Linked DNA regions of Homo sapiens: region 2 is linked to region 1. Evidence: read pairs that join two places in POLR2A ChIA-PET (ENCODE). Cell type or tissue: B cell. All regions are shown on one strand.

Evidence for each region. ChIA-PET counts read pairs that join two places held together with the same protein. Peaks named below come from ENCODE experiments on the same cell type or tissue, not always from the same donor. Only the 100,000 strongest peaks of a DNase experiment are listed, where the experiment ranks them.
Region 2: POLR2A ChIA-PET joins it to region 1 with 5 read pairs; 4 of 35 experiments call an interaction of 5 or more read pairs at or near these places.

The regions. Positions count from the first base shown.
Region 1 is chr22:40,765,930-40,768,429 of GRCh38, reverse strand. No RefSeq gene overlaps it. Among named protein-coding and RNA genes, the nearest start is that of MIR4766, 47 kb to the left of the region's middle. In B cell, no CTCF peak of the experiment used is centred here; no DNase peak of the experiment used is centred here; H3K27ac peaks cover 1,133 bases.
Region 2 is chr22:40,335,453-40,337,952 of GRCh38, reverse strand. It overlaps TNRC6B (trinucleotide repeat containing adaptor 6B), which reads right to left. Exons shown (of 23, transcript NM_001162501.2): 23 at 2,145-2,500. Among named protein-coding and RNA genes, the nearest start is that of ADSL, 9.8 kb to the left of the region's middle. In B cell, no CTCF peak of the experiment used is centred here; a DNase peak (open chromatin) is centred at 1,502; H3K27ac peaks cover 898 bases.

The DNA.
Region 1 (2,500 bases):
CCACTTCAGAGGATGTTTGAGAGCTAATGATGTCAGCCAAATCCCTTTATGACTGTGGAATAGGGAAGATCTGAGTGAAACTTTAGACAGTACCTAGATGTATATAGCAATTTCCCTTTTGAAAGCTTATATACTTTCTCATTTTATAATCCTAATATTTCTGTGAAATAGGTAAGGACAAGTAACAATATCCCCATTTAATTGACAAGGAAATTGAGAGAAAACTCTCAAATGACTTGCCGCTTTGGAAGCAGGACTAGAGTTTTAGTTTCCTGCAATCTACTGTAATGATTAAGAGAATGGGTTCTGGAATTAGACCTAGGTGCAAACTTGCCCTACTCCTTACCAGCTGTGGTAACAAAGCAATTACTGAACTTTTATGAAACTTGATTTCCTCAATTATGAAATGGAGGTTTTTTTTTTTGAGATGGAGTTTCGCCCTTGTTGCCCAGGCTAGAGTGCAATGGCACAATCTCGGCTCACCGCAACCTCCGCCTCCCGGGTTCAAGCAATTCTCCTGCCTCAGTCTCCCGAGTAGCTGGGATTACAGGATGCGCCACCATGCCCAGCTAATTTTGTATTTTTAGTAGAGACAGGGTTTCCCTATGTTGGTCAAGCTGGTCTCAAACTCCCAACCTCAGGTGATCCGCCCACCTTGGCCTCCCAAAGTGCTGGGATTATAGGCGTGAGCCACCACGCCTGGCGAAACGGAGATCTTGATAAACCTACCTCATAGGGGGATTGTGAGGATTAAATGAGATCATACACGTAAGTCGCTTAGCCCGGTACTTGCCACATGAGAAGAGCTAGATAAATGTTAGCAACAACTATTATGATATCATTGTTACTGGTTAGGGATATGGCTATTTGAATAGATGTATCTGTGATTTAGTGGAAGGCACTCTGGATTTTGAGCCAGACCTGGTCCCAGTTTTCATTCTGTCACTTTATTAGCATTTGTGGCTACAGACAGATCACTTGACCTTTTTGAGCTTCCAGGTCTTCATCTGTCAAGTAGAAATGATGACCTCTCAATCTTCCCGTTTGTTTTAATTGTGAACGTTTCTTTTTTGGGAGCCTTCCTTTGTTGTATCTTCTCAAAAAAGGAGCCAAATCCAGTAATTTTATATTTTATTTAGTAGTCAAGTTTCCCAAACACTTATCAGTTAATCAGTAAAACATGAACTGGTTTAATGGCAACATCACTGATTGAGCTAGTGACTCACCTTGGCTCTTTTGAAAAGCTAAAGAATGGTGACTTGAGGAGCCAAATGCCACACACCTAAGGAGAGCCCTTCTCTGGGCAAGTGAATTAATTACTTGCCTGGCAGTGTGGAATGTCACCAGAATACCCAACATACACAAAGCCTCATTTGTAGGATATTCATGAGAATAGCACTAAAAGTGGCTGATTGAGGCCAGGCACCAGGGCTCACGCCTGTAATCCCAACACTTTGGGAGGCGAAGGCAGGAGGATCACTTGAGTCCAGGACTTCGAGACCAGCCTGGGCAACATAGTAAGACCCCGTCTCAATTACTTAAAAAAAAAAAAAAATCAGCTGGGCACCACGGCTCATGCCTGTTGTCCTAGCTTCTTGGGAGGCTGAGGTAAGAGGATCGCTTGAGCCCAGGAGGCGGAGGTTGCAGTGAACCATGGTCGCACCACAGCACTCCAGCCTGGGTGACAGAGCAAGAACCTATACCCCGCACCCCCCACCCACCACAAAAAAGTGGCTGATTGAGACCCTGATTGTTTTGTTTTGTTTTGCCTTCATAGGAGCAGTGGGAGGGCTTTTATTACTATATAAATTGAAGGTTAGTGCTGATCTTTCTGGGATATACTTGTTGCCCCTGAAAAGTGTATTCAGTGGGCTTAATGAGCAAGAAAAAAAGTTTTCTAGGGGCTAAGTGGAGAAGAAGGAAAGCTACTATTTAAAGACAGAGTGAAAAAGAAATTAGGAGTTGGTATGAGAGTCAAGGAAAGGGAGAGACCAGTGCCTACCACAACACTCAAAAGAGATGTTCAAAAAATGTGTGGCAAGTACATACTGGACAGTGAACTGTGGGACCCAGCAAATGGATTCAGTCTGTAATGACATTGAAAAGGAAGGAGAACTCTGTTTGAAACTAGTTACAGAGCATGAGAGTGGGTACTGAAACTTCTATACAAGAAATTGAATGCCCACTAAATGCTAGTCACAATTAATTTACATACATCTTTTGTTTTTTTCTTTGAGACAGAGTCTCGCTCTGTCACACAGGCTGGAGTGCAGTGGTGCGATCTCGGCTCACTGCAAGCTCCGCCTCCCGGGTTCAAGCCATTCTCCTGCCTCAGCCTTCTGAGTAGCTGGGACTACAGGTGCCCACCACCACGCCCGGCTAATTTATTTCTATTTTTAGTAGAGATGGGGCTTCACCATGTTAGCCAGTCTCGAACTCCTGGTCTCGAACATCATGGTCTCGAACTCCTGACTTCATGATTCGCCCGCCTCGGCCTCCC
Region 2 (2,500 bases), 430 kb after region 1:
ATGCTAAAATTAGTGACTCTGGTGGGGAGCAGTTTTGGGTGAGCATGGGTATGTGTGACTGGGGTGGGCTGGAGGAAGGGTTGAGAAGCCCAGGTTATAGGTGGATTTTCCATGTGGACACTAAACTCACCCAAGGTGATGGAAGGACACATCTCTGGTGAGGAAAACTGGGTCAGACGTTAAGGTCTAAACAATCACCTTTAATTCTACAATATATTACTCCTTAGCCATTTACACATTTTTAAAATAATTCAAATTTAAAACAAAGCCTTTGGTAACAAAGGTCTTTACAGTCTCTGCAGTGATCTGTATTCCTCAATAAGAGCACCTACCTGTGACAGGCAGGCCCTCCGTGTTTTTGAACATCTGGTGCGTCTCTTCTTACCCGTTTTTCAAGGTTTACTTCTTTTGTGGTGACAGACGGGATGGCTCTACCACTTTGTACAACAGGCCTTAAGATCTTTTTCTCAGAAATCCAGGGATTTTTCAGCAGACGCAATTGGGTGTCACTTTATTTTTTTAGACGGAGTCTCGCTTTGTTGCCCAGGCTGAAGTGCAATGGTGCGATCTCACCTAACTGCAATCTCTGCCTCCCGGGTTCAAGTGATTCTCCTGTCTCAGGCTCCCAAGTATCTGGGATTACAGGCACGCACCACCACACTCGGCTAATTTTTGTATTTTTAGTGGAGATGGGTTTTCACCATGTTGGCCTGTCTGGTCTCGAACTCCGGACCTCCAGTGATCTGCCCACCTTGGCCTCCCAAAATACTAGGATTACAGGCATGAGCCACTGCGCCCGGCCTTGGTATAACTTTTGAATCCAATCTGGTCTCCTATTTTGGTTTCACCCGTGACAATGAGTTTCAGTTAACAGAATGCATATACATCACATGCTTAGAATAGTGCTCAGCTTATAGTAAGCACTCAATCAATGCAAACTTCTATTGGCTACTTAAATTATTCTGAGCCGGATGGGCACAGTGGCTCATGCCTGTAATCCCAGCACTTTGGGAGGCTGAGGTGAGCGGATCACCTGAGATCAGGAGTTCGAAACCAGCTTGGCCAACATGGTGAAACCCTGTCTCTACTAAAAATACAAAAATTAGCCGGGTGTGGTGGCGCGTGTCTGTAGTCCCAGCTACTCAGGAGGCTGAGGCAGGAGAATCGCTTGAACCCAGAGGCAGAGGTTGTGGTAAGCTGAGATCACGCCACTGCACTCCAGCCTGGGCGACAGAGTGAGACTCCGTCTCAAAAAAACAAAAACAAAAATAAATAAAAATAAAAATAAAAATAAGAAATTCTGAGCCTCAGCTTCCTAATGATCTTTCTCACAGCATTCTGAGAATAAAATCAGATACAAAAGCATCTGGAAATGAGTAAGTATTAGTTCCTGTCCATTCTTCCTCTTTACCATTCTAGAGGTGTTTCACAATTACATATCTCACAAGTCTCTATTTTAGCAGCTAACCATAAATACATCGGAGATGGGGAAAATCTAGCCTAATGGTTGCGGTTATCATGCTCCTCAGCAGTGTTGCGGCACCCGAAGCAGGGCAGACGGGCACTCAGCATGGCATTTTCTGGACAAAGCTAACTCGCTGGTTATCATCCCTGGGCACTGCAGCAGTGGGATGCAGCAGAACTCTAGGCAGGCCTCTTCTCTCTTCTCGTGTTCTCATTCCAAGTGCAAATTATGATTAAACAAGGCAACAGCCAAAGGTAGAAGGAGAACATTAATTTCTCTTAGAGAATTTGAACCCTGCACTGTGGCAGCAGAACTCTAGGCAGGCCTCTTCTCTCTTCTCGTGTTCTCATTCCAAGTGCAAATTATGATTAAACAAGACAACAGCCAAAGGTAGAAGGAGAACATTAATTTCTCTTAGAGAATTTGAACCCTGCACTGTGGCAGACCATGTTCAGCATTGGGGCAGGCGGTGAGCAGCACAAACCAACCAGCCAACCCAACAACCCTAACAAAAACATGACAAGACAAGGTAGACAGAGTTGCGGCCCAAATTCAAATGTTGAATTTCTGACAGCTTTTACATGTGGAGCAGGGAGAGAAGAATAAGAAAAAATATATAAACATTCAACAAATGAGCAAATTAAACTGGCAGAATAAAACAGGAAACCACAATAGTAAATGCTTAGCAGCCAAACACATTTATTAGTCTTTTTTCTTTTTTTTCCAGGAACCCAAAAATATTTTGTAGTTATAATGTAAGCAACTGAGTTGCACATAATACAATCATATCTTTCCAAAATAAAATAAAATAAAAAAACTAAACAAAAACAAAAATAAGCTGTTTAAAAGCCCAAAAAAAACCCTTCAGAAAACTCTTATATATGCATTACATCATCTCTCAGTTTTAATGAAATGACGACGACTTAATTCCTTATTACTCAACCTGTCACAATCCAATAAAACACCACCCTTTAGTTTTTTTTGTTTTTGATACTTTTTTTTTTTTTTTTGAAATCCAGCATGAGAAATACAGTA